Linked DNA regions of Homo sapiens: region 1 is linked to region 2. A link is a contact called in ENCODE Hi-C or POLR2A ChIA-PET data. All regions are on one chromosome and are shown on one strand. The core of a region is the stretch at or near the end of the contact, and the rest is flanking DNA. Distances in the headings are between cores, read along the strand shown. Region 1 overlaps DEPDC5 (DEP domain containing 5, GATOR1 subcomplex subunit). Region 2 overlaps SFI1 (SFI1 centrin binding protein).

Region 1 (3,590 bases), core at 651-3,150, 250 kb before region 2:
AGGGTGGAAAAGTGCAACGAGGAAAAAAATGAAAGGAAATGGCTGGGGTGGGGTTGGGGGAAGCTTAACAAAAACATAACTGTAGGAGAGAAATAGTTACTCACCAACAGATTTTGCATCATAGAAAGTTCTAGAAAACAGGACCACTGTCACTTCATGACTACAGTTCTTCTCCTAAGCATGAGTAGAGAACAACAGGGTTGAAGTTTGTTTCATTTACTTCACTATGAAGCAGACTGCATGCATATAATATTCTTTTTTTTTTTTTTTTTTTTTTTTTTGAGACGGAGTCTTACTCTGCCACCAGGCTGGAGTGCAGTGGCGCTATCTTGGCTCACTGCAACCTCCGCCTCCTGGGTTCAAGCAATTCTCCTGCCTCAGCCTCCCAAGTAGCTGGGACTACAGACGCACGCCACCATGCCCAGCTAATTTTTGTATTTTTAGTAGAGATGCGGTTTCACCATGTTGGCCAAGATGGTCTCGATCTCCTGACCTCGTGATCCGCCTGCCTTGGCCTCCCAAAGTGCTGGGATTACAGGTGTGAGCCACTGTGCCCAGCCCTTTTTTTTTTTTTTTTTTGAGGCAGTCTCATTCAGTTGCCCAGGCTGGAGTGCAGTGGCACAATCTCGGCTCATTGCAGCCTCCACCTCCCAGGTTCAAGCAATTCTCCTGCCTCAGCCTCCAGAGTAGCTAGGATTACAGGTGGGCCACCTGGGTAATTTTTGTATTTTTAGTAGAGACAGGGTTTCACCATGTTGGCCAGGCTGGTCTCGAACTCATGGCCTCAAGTGATCTGCTTGCCTCGGCCTCCCAAAGTGCTGGGATTACAGGTGTGAGGCCCAGCTGCACATAATATTCTTAATCCAGGTGGCTCAGCAGCAGTGCACAGTATTGAATAGCTTCAGGTAATTATAGGCTGCAGTGCAGGGGACAGAGCACTGCTGGGAGTCAGAAGCCCTAGATGGAGTCCTGAACCTGAAACTTGCCACTATGTGACTTTAGGAAAGTTATCTAAAGTGCCAGGAATGTGGAAAGTGATTGGAAAACTGCAAATCAGCATTAAGTAATGGTGACTGTCTCCCAGTTCCCGAGTAGCTGGACTACAGACACGCGTCACCAGGCCCAGATAATTTTTGCATTTTTTATAAAGACAGGGTTTCGGCTGGGCGTGGTGGCTCAAACCTGCAATCCCGGTGCTTTGGGAGGCTGAGGCGGGTGGATCACCTGAGGTCAGGAGTTCGAGACCAGCCTGGCCAACATGGCGAAACTCCATCTCTACTAAAAGTAGGAAAATTACCCAGGCAATGTGGCACGCGCCTGAAATTGCAGCTACTCAGGAGGCTGAGGTAGGATAATCACTTGAACCCAGGGGGTGGAGACTGCAGTGAGCCAAGACTGTGCCATTGCACTCCAGCCTGGGCGACGGAGCGAGACTCCGTCTCAAAAAAAAAAAAAAAAAGAAAAAAAAAAAGAGAGATAGGGTTTCATCATAATCCCCAGGCTGGGCTCAAGTGATCCACTTGCCTTGGCAAAGTGCTGGGATTACAGGCGTGAGCCACAATGCCAGGCCTACAGTGTTTTTTAATTTCTGCAGAATTGTGGTCTAGGGAACAAGAACAGCACCCATGGTGGTGGATTTAAGAATCAAAGGCACTCCCACACCCTACTAGTCTCATAGGATGAGGGTGGGGTTTGCTCTGGACTCAGCGGTATAAGCCAAGGCAAAGAACTACCTTTGGACAGGGACAGGGACTAATGAGAATAAACATTTCCATGGAGTCTGGAGATCAATATCCTAGAAGTAGGGTGTTTACAGATGAACATCAAAAGTGGCTTGCAACAGTTAGCTAGCAAGCGCAGTTTCAGTTCCTCCTGGGTCTCTGAAGACAACAGCCTATACTGACCAACCCCATCTTTATCTTAAGTATGCTTAGTGACTACAGAATTCAACACTCACTATATAAGGCACATAATATAATGTACATTTCATGGATGTATCTCAAGTGGACAGAAATTCCTAAATACAAGCCACAGTACCCAGAGCAGAGTGCTAGGAAACAGCAGACCTTCACTGACTGCCAATTAATTCACGGGAGTCCAAGAGCTCCAAAATCAGCACCCTTATCTAATTTTAGTGCAAGTGATATACAGGAAAACACAACGGGCTCACAATGGGCTGATATGGGCATGGAGTGTCTCAACTCATAAGTGATGTGGTGAGAGGGTCTATTATTATCTCCATTTTGCAGCTGAAGAAATGGAGCCTCAGAGACTAATCCTTGGAGACCAAAAAGCTAATCAGCCAGGCATGGTGGCCTGCGCCTGTAGTCCCAACTACTGAGGAGGATGAAGTGACAAGATCCCTGGAGCCCAGGAGTTCAAGACCAGCCTAAGCAGCATAGCAAGACTCTGTCTCTTAATCAAAAAAGAAAAAAAAAAAAGCAAGCTGATGAGATCATTTAAAACCCAGTCTGCCTTAATCCAAACTCTACTCTTTTACACTACATAATGTGACTTCAAATACTTTTTCATCAAAATGTTTTCATGTGAAATCAAGGTGAGATAATCGAATGAAATAATTTTTTAATTGTGGCAAAATACATATAAATATTGCCATCGTGACATTTAATACATTCACAATGTTGTATAACTATCACCATTATTTGGATCCAAAACATTTTCATCACCCCAACAGGAAATCCCAAACTGATGAAACAGTCACTCCCCACCCTCAGTCCCTGGCAACCACTAATCTCTATATTATATATTTACCTATTCTGGACATTTCATATAAATAAGATCTTATGATTTGTATTTGATCCACTATGTCTGGCTTCTCTCACTTAACATGTGTTCAAGATTCATCTATGCTGTAGCATGTGTTAGTACTTCATTCTTCTTTATAGCAGAATAATACTACATTGTATGGATATACATTTTATTTATCTATGCTTTAGCTGACAGACATTTGTTATTTGTGTTATCCTACTTTTTAGCTAATATGAATAATGCTGTCAAGAATACGGGCTAGGCCCATAATCCGGCACTTTGGGAGGCCAAGGTGGGGAGATCACTTAAGGCCAGGAGTTCGAGACCAGCCTGGCCAACATGGTGAAACCACATCACTACTAAAAATACAAAAATTAGCAGGGTAAGGTGGCGCACACCTATAATCCCAGCTACTTGGCAGGCTGAGGGACGAGAATCGCTTGTACCTGGGAGGTGGAAGTTGCAGTGAGCCATGTTCGAGATCGCAGCACTGCACTCCAGTCTGGGCGACAGAGCGAGACTGTCTCTAAAAATACATAAATAAATAAAATAAAGAATATGGGCCCAGTCGCGGAGGCTCACGTCTGTAATCCCAGCACTTTGGGAGGCCAAGGCGGGCGGATCACCTGAGGTCAGAAGTTCGAGACCACCCTGGCCAACATGGTGAAACCCCGTCTCTACTAAAAACACAAAAAAATTAGATGGGCGTGGTGGTGGGCGCCTGTAATCTCAGCTATTCGGGAGGCTGAAGCAGGAGAACTGCTTGAACCCGGGAGGCAGAGGTTGCAGTGGGCCGAGATCACACCATTGTACTCCAGCCT
Region 2 (3,768 bases), core at 1,133-3,632:
CAATAAAGAATCTCTTGACATTTGAGGAAAGGCTCCAACATGACAGAGTGACCAAAAATACAAAGAAAAAAGGATCTTAGAAGAAACACAGTGTAAGCAGATAAAAATCTTAAACCACATTATCCTCAAAAAATTTTGAGCCTCCAGGATACTATTAAAAAGAAAGGAAACATGCAGAGAACAAAAGAAGCTTTTGGAAATTAAAAAGGGAACATGCAGAGAACAAGAACAAGCTCTCGGAAATTAAAAATATGACAGCAGAAATGAAAAACAAACTCAATAGGTGACACAAAAAGTTGGTTGGTCTTATAGACCACAGTAAGGACTCTGGGCTTTTACTTTCAGCAGGAAGCCACTGGAAGTTTGACAGAATGATGTGACTTGATTTACTCAGACTACCTCCTGAGAAGATACTGACTAGGGGCAAGACAGGAAGCAGGAGACCAATGAGGGGCCATTGGAGTCACTCGGGGGAGAGATGCTGATGGCTTGGACTGGGTGGTAGCTACTGGAGGTCTGAAAAGTGGCTGGATTCTGAATGCATTTTGAAGGTTGAAGCAACATGATTTTGGCATATGGCATTTTAAATTGGGGTGTGAAAGAACAAGAGGTGTGAAGGATGACTTCACCATTTCTGACCTGAGCACTTGGAAGGATGGAGTTTCCACTCACTGAGAGGGGGAGGATGACGATTTCAGTTTCGGGCATACTATGGTGTGACACCCAGTGGAGTTGTCACGTACGTAAAAGTCCAGAGTTTCAAGGCAGAGGTCTTGGCTGGGCATACACATCTGAGAATCACTGTGAGATTTAATGAGATTTTGGTTGTGAGGCAGCTAGAGAAGCAGTGCAAAGACTAGGTGTTGGGATATTCAGATGAGGAAGAATCAACAAAGGAGAGTTAGAAGGGGCAGTCAAACAGGTAGGAGAAAAAACACAAGAGGATGGTAACTAGAACCTGGGAGAAGAAAGGTATTCTAGAAGAAGGAAATGATGGACTCTCTAATGCTACCTGGTAGGTCAAGTTAAAGAAAGTTTAGGAATTCATCATTGATTTTAGCAAATGTAGTGACTTTAACAAAAACAGGAGAAATTCATCATTTGAAACACAGTAGAGGCTGCAGCAGTCAGGGACATTTCTGAAGTGAGGATCTTTGATGCCTAGGTGCTACCCAAGCCATATATGAAGCTACCTTAATATGTGAGTTGTGCCATTCACAGCAAAGTAGTTAGAAATCAATCTCATGAAGGCTGCTAGGACTGAATACCCACACCTCCATTTCGACCTGCAGGCGTTGCCCCATGACTCCCACTAAAACCCGTTAAGAAACTGTGTCCTTAAGGACTGAAGAAAAATTATTCTCCAGAGAAAAATAAAATGGAAATTGTACTTAAAAAAAAAAAAAAAAGGTTAAGGCTGGGTGCAGTGGCCCATGCCTGTAATCCCAGCACTTTGGGAGGCTGAGGTGGGTGGATCATCTGAGGTTAGGAGTTCGAGACCAACATGGTGAAACCCCGTCTCTACTAAAAATACAAAAAATAGCCGGCCATGGTGGCGCATGCCTGTGGTCCCAGCTACTTGGCAGGCTGAGGCAGGAGAATTGCTTGAACCCGGGAAGCGAAAGTTGCAGTGAGCCAAGATCGCGTCACTGCACTCCAGCCTGGGCAACAAGAGTGAAACTCGGTCTCAAAAACAAACAAACAAACAAAAAACAAAGCTAAAACATTATCTAAGCACATAAAGGCATTATTCTGTAGTTTGTGGTATGATATTATTCCCGCCTAACACTCCTAAAATTGAGAAATAAATAACTCAGTATGGAAAAAGCCTAAAAACAAAGATCAGGATGCCCAATGTTCCCCCAAGTAACAAAGAACCTACTTGATTTTAACAGATTGATATTTGATATTGATATATAGATATTAGAAAATAACTATCCCTTCACAAATTTCTAAGTCAATGGAAACACAGTATCAGAATTCTAATTCTGGTAGCTGCTTAGAAAACAAATATTCTCACTCTATCATTTTGTAATTTGCAAAACTGAGGCCTACAGGCGTAACTATCCTCAGATCAAACAATTAGCTAGGGCCTGGGTTAGAACCGAAGCTCAGGTCTCCTTAATTCTAGTCCAGTATTCTTTCCTCTACACCCGCCTACCACTGAAGAGCGAAGACATGAAAAACAGCATAATGCGAATGTTTTAAAGCAATGTAGCAGGTTAGCTAGCAGTCACTGGCTAACCCAACACCCACTGCCAAGCCCTTTTTCTCGTAAGTATCCACTACAGAGGCCAGAAAGATTTCTTTCCAAACCTCCTCTGTAGCTAAAGGTGGCCGGTGACAAAGCTCTGGCCAATGAGGCAGAAGCAGAATGCAGTGGGGAACTTCCAGGGAAGTTTTCTTTCCTGATAAAGAGATCAAACTGACGCCACCCTTACCCCCACCTTCCTGTGTAAAGCTAGAATAGTCATCTTGCAACTACGAAGTGTTACCTATGAGGACAAAGGGCCAATGTGCTAAGGATGTTGAACTAGAAAGGTACTAGAAGCCTGAGTCTAAAACGACATCACTGAACAGCTGAAGCAATACCAGTAACTGCCAATCTCCAGGTGGCTTGTTAAAAAAAAAGAAGTAAATCCCCTCATGCCTGTAATCCTAACACTTTGGGAGGCAGAGCAGGGAGGATCGCTTGAGTGCAGGAGTTCAAGACCAGCCTGGAAAACATAGTGAGACCCTGTCTCTAAAGGTAAAAAAAAAGTTAATTTTAAAAAAAAAAACAAAAAACAGAAAAAACAAATCTCAATTTGTTTCAGCCATTGTTAGGCTTTCTCTTAGAGTCAATGTACTTCTAACATACAATCAGCATTTCCCAAGGACTTGGAAGGCATTATTTGAAAAGAGGTTCCCAGTCAAATATGGGTCAAATATAGATAAATAAAATTGAGTAAAAAATAGATTTTAGGGCCGGGCATGGTGGCATATGCCTGTAATCCCAGCATTTTGGGAGGCCAAGGCAGGTGGATCACTTGAGGTCAGGAGTTTGAGACCACTCTGGCCAACAGGGTGAAACCCCGTCTCTACTAAAAACACAAAAAATTAGCAGAGCATGGTGGCGTGCACCTTTAATCCCAGCTACTCAGGAGGCGGAGGCAGGAGAATTGCTTGAGCCCAGAAGGTGGCGGTTGCAGTGAGCCAAGATCGTGCCACCGCACTCCAGCCTGGGCAACAAGAGCAAAACTTCGTCTCAAAAAATAAATAAATAAATAAAACGGATTTTAGGAAAATAGTGGAGGTAGCAACACAGTTTTCAATCTTTGGATCCCCGAGTAGCATCTGAGGAACCTAACAACAGGAGAACCCTAAAATAGCCAATGAGCTGTTGTTGGAAGGTACAGAGGCCCAATTTAAGACCAGCAGCTGAAACTATGAGTTTTATCCTCTCCAGCACGAGGGCTCACATAAGAACTGAAACAGCTAGAGCAGTCCAGCCCCTAGGGAATCTCAAAACTCATCTGCCAGGGTACCCTTCTAGGACAGGGCTTCATATGGAGGAGAAACAGCCACGGGTAGAAAAAAATTTGAGCAGGAGAGGGTCAAAAGAGACAAGGAAAAAGAAAATCCAGACCAAGTGTGGTAAGGGAACAAAACCAGGATACCCCATTAAAAAAGCCACTATATTTTTGAACCCTAAACAAAAACAACAGAAGAAGGAGTTCTATGAAATTAGTAAAACTTAACCGAACCTTGACTCACTCTAAAAGTTCA

What was found. Hi-C counts contacts between places; a loop is a spot of excess contacts on that map. ChIA-PET counts read pairs that join two places held with the same protein, here RNA polymerase II (POLR2A). Pooled maps may share reads with other maps.
Region 1: a loop to region 2 is called in a pooled map, with 2.4 times the contacts of the local background. The contact joins two enhancer-like sites. A Hi-C loop is called at or near these places in 1 of 50 pooled maps. POLR2A ChIA-PET finds 5 or more read pairs at or near these places in 4 of 52 experiments (Caco-2, activated B cell, activated CD4-positive, alpha-beta T cell and 1 more).

Annotation. Positions count from the first base shown.
Region 1 is chr22:31,788,617-31,792,206 of GRCh38, reverse strand. DEPDC5 (DEP domain containing 5, GATOR1 subcomplex subunit) reads right to left here. Exons shown (of 43, transcript NM_001242896.3): 11 at 105-174. Among named protein-coding and RNA genes, the nearest start is that of DEPDC5, 36 kb to the right of the region's middle. RefSeq lists an enhancer at 1,593-1,652. Within about 2 kb of position 1,900, at least 2 of the 41 ENCODE cell types and tissues checked have a DNase peak (open chromatin) inside an H3K27ac peak, as active enhancers do.
Region 2 is chr22:31,535,910-31,539,677 of GRCh38, reverse strand. The region is part of intron 4 of SFI1 (SFI1 centrin binding protein); the gene reads right to left. It also overlaps the pseudogene RPS26P59. Among named protein-coding and RNA genes, the nearest start is that of SFI1, 41 kb to the right of the region's middle. Within about 2 kb of position 2,382, at least 2 of the 41 ENCODE cell types and tissues checked have a DNase peak (open chromatin) inside an H3K27ac peak, as active enhancers do.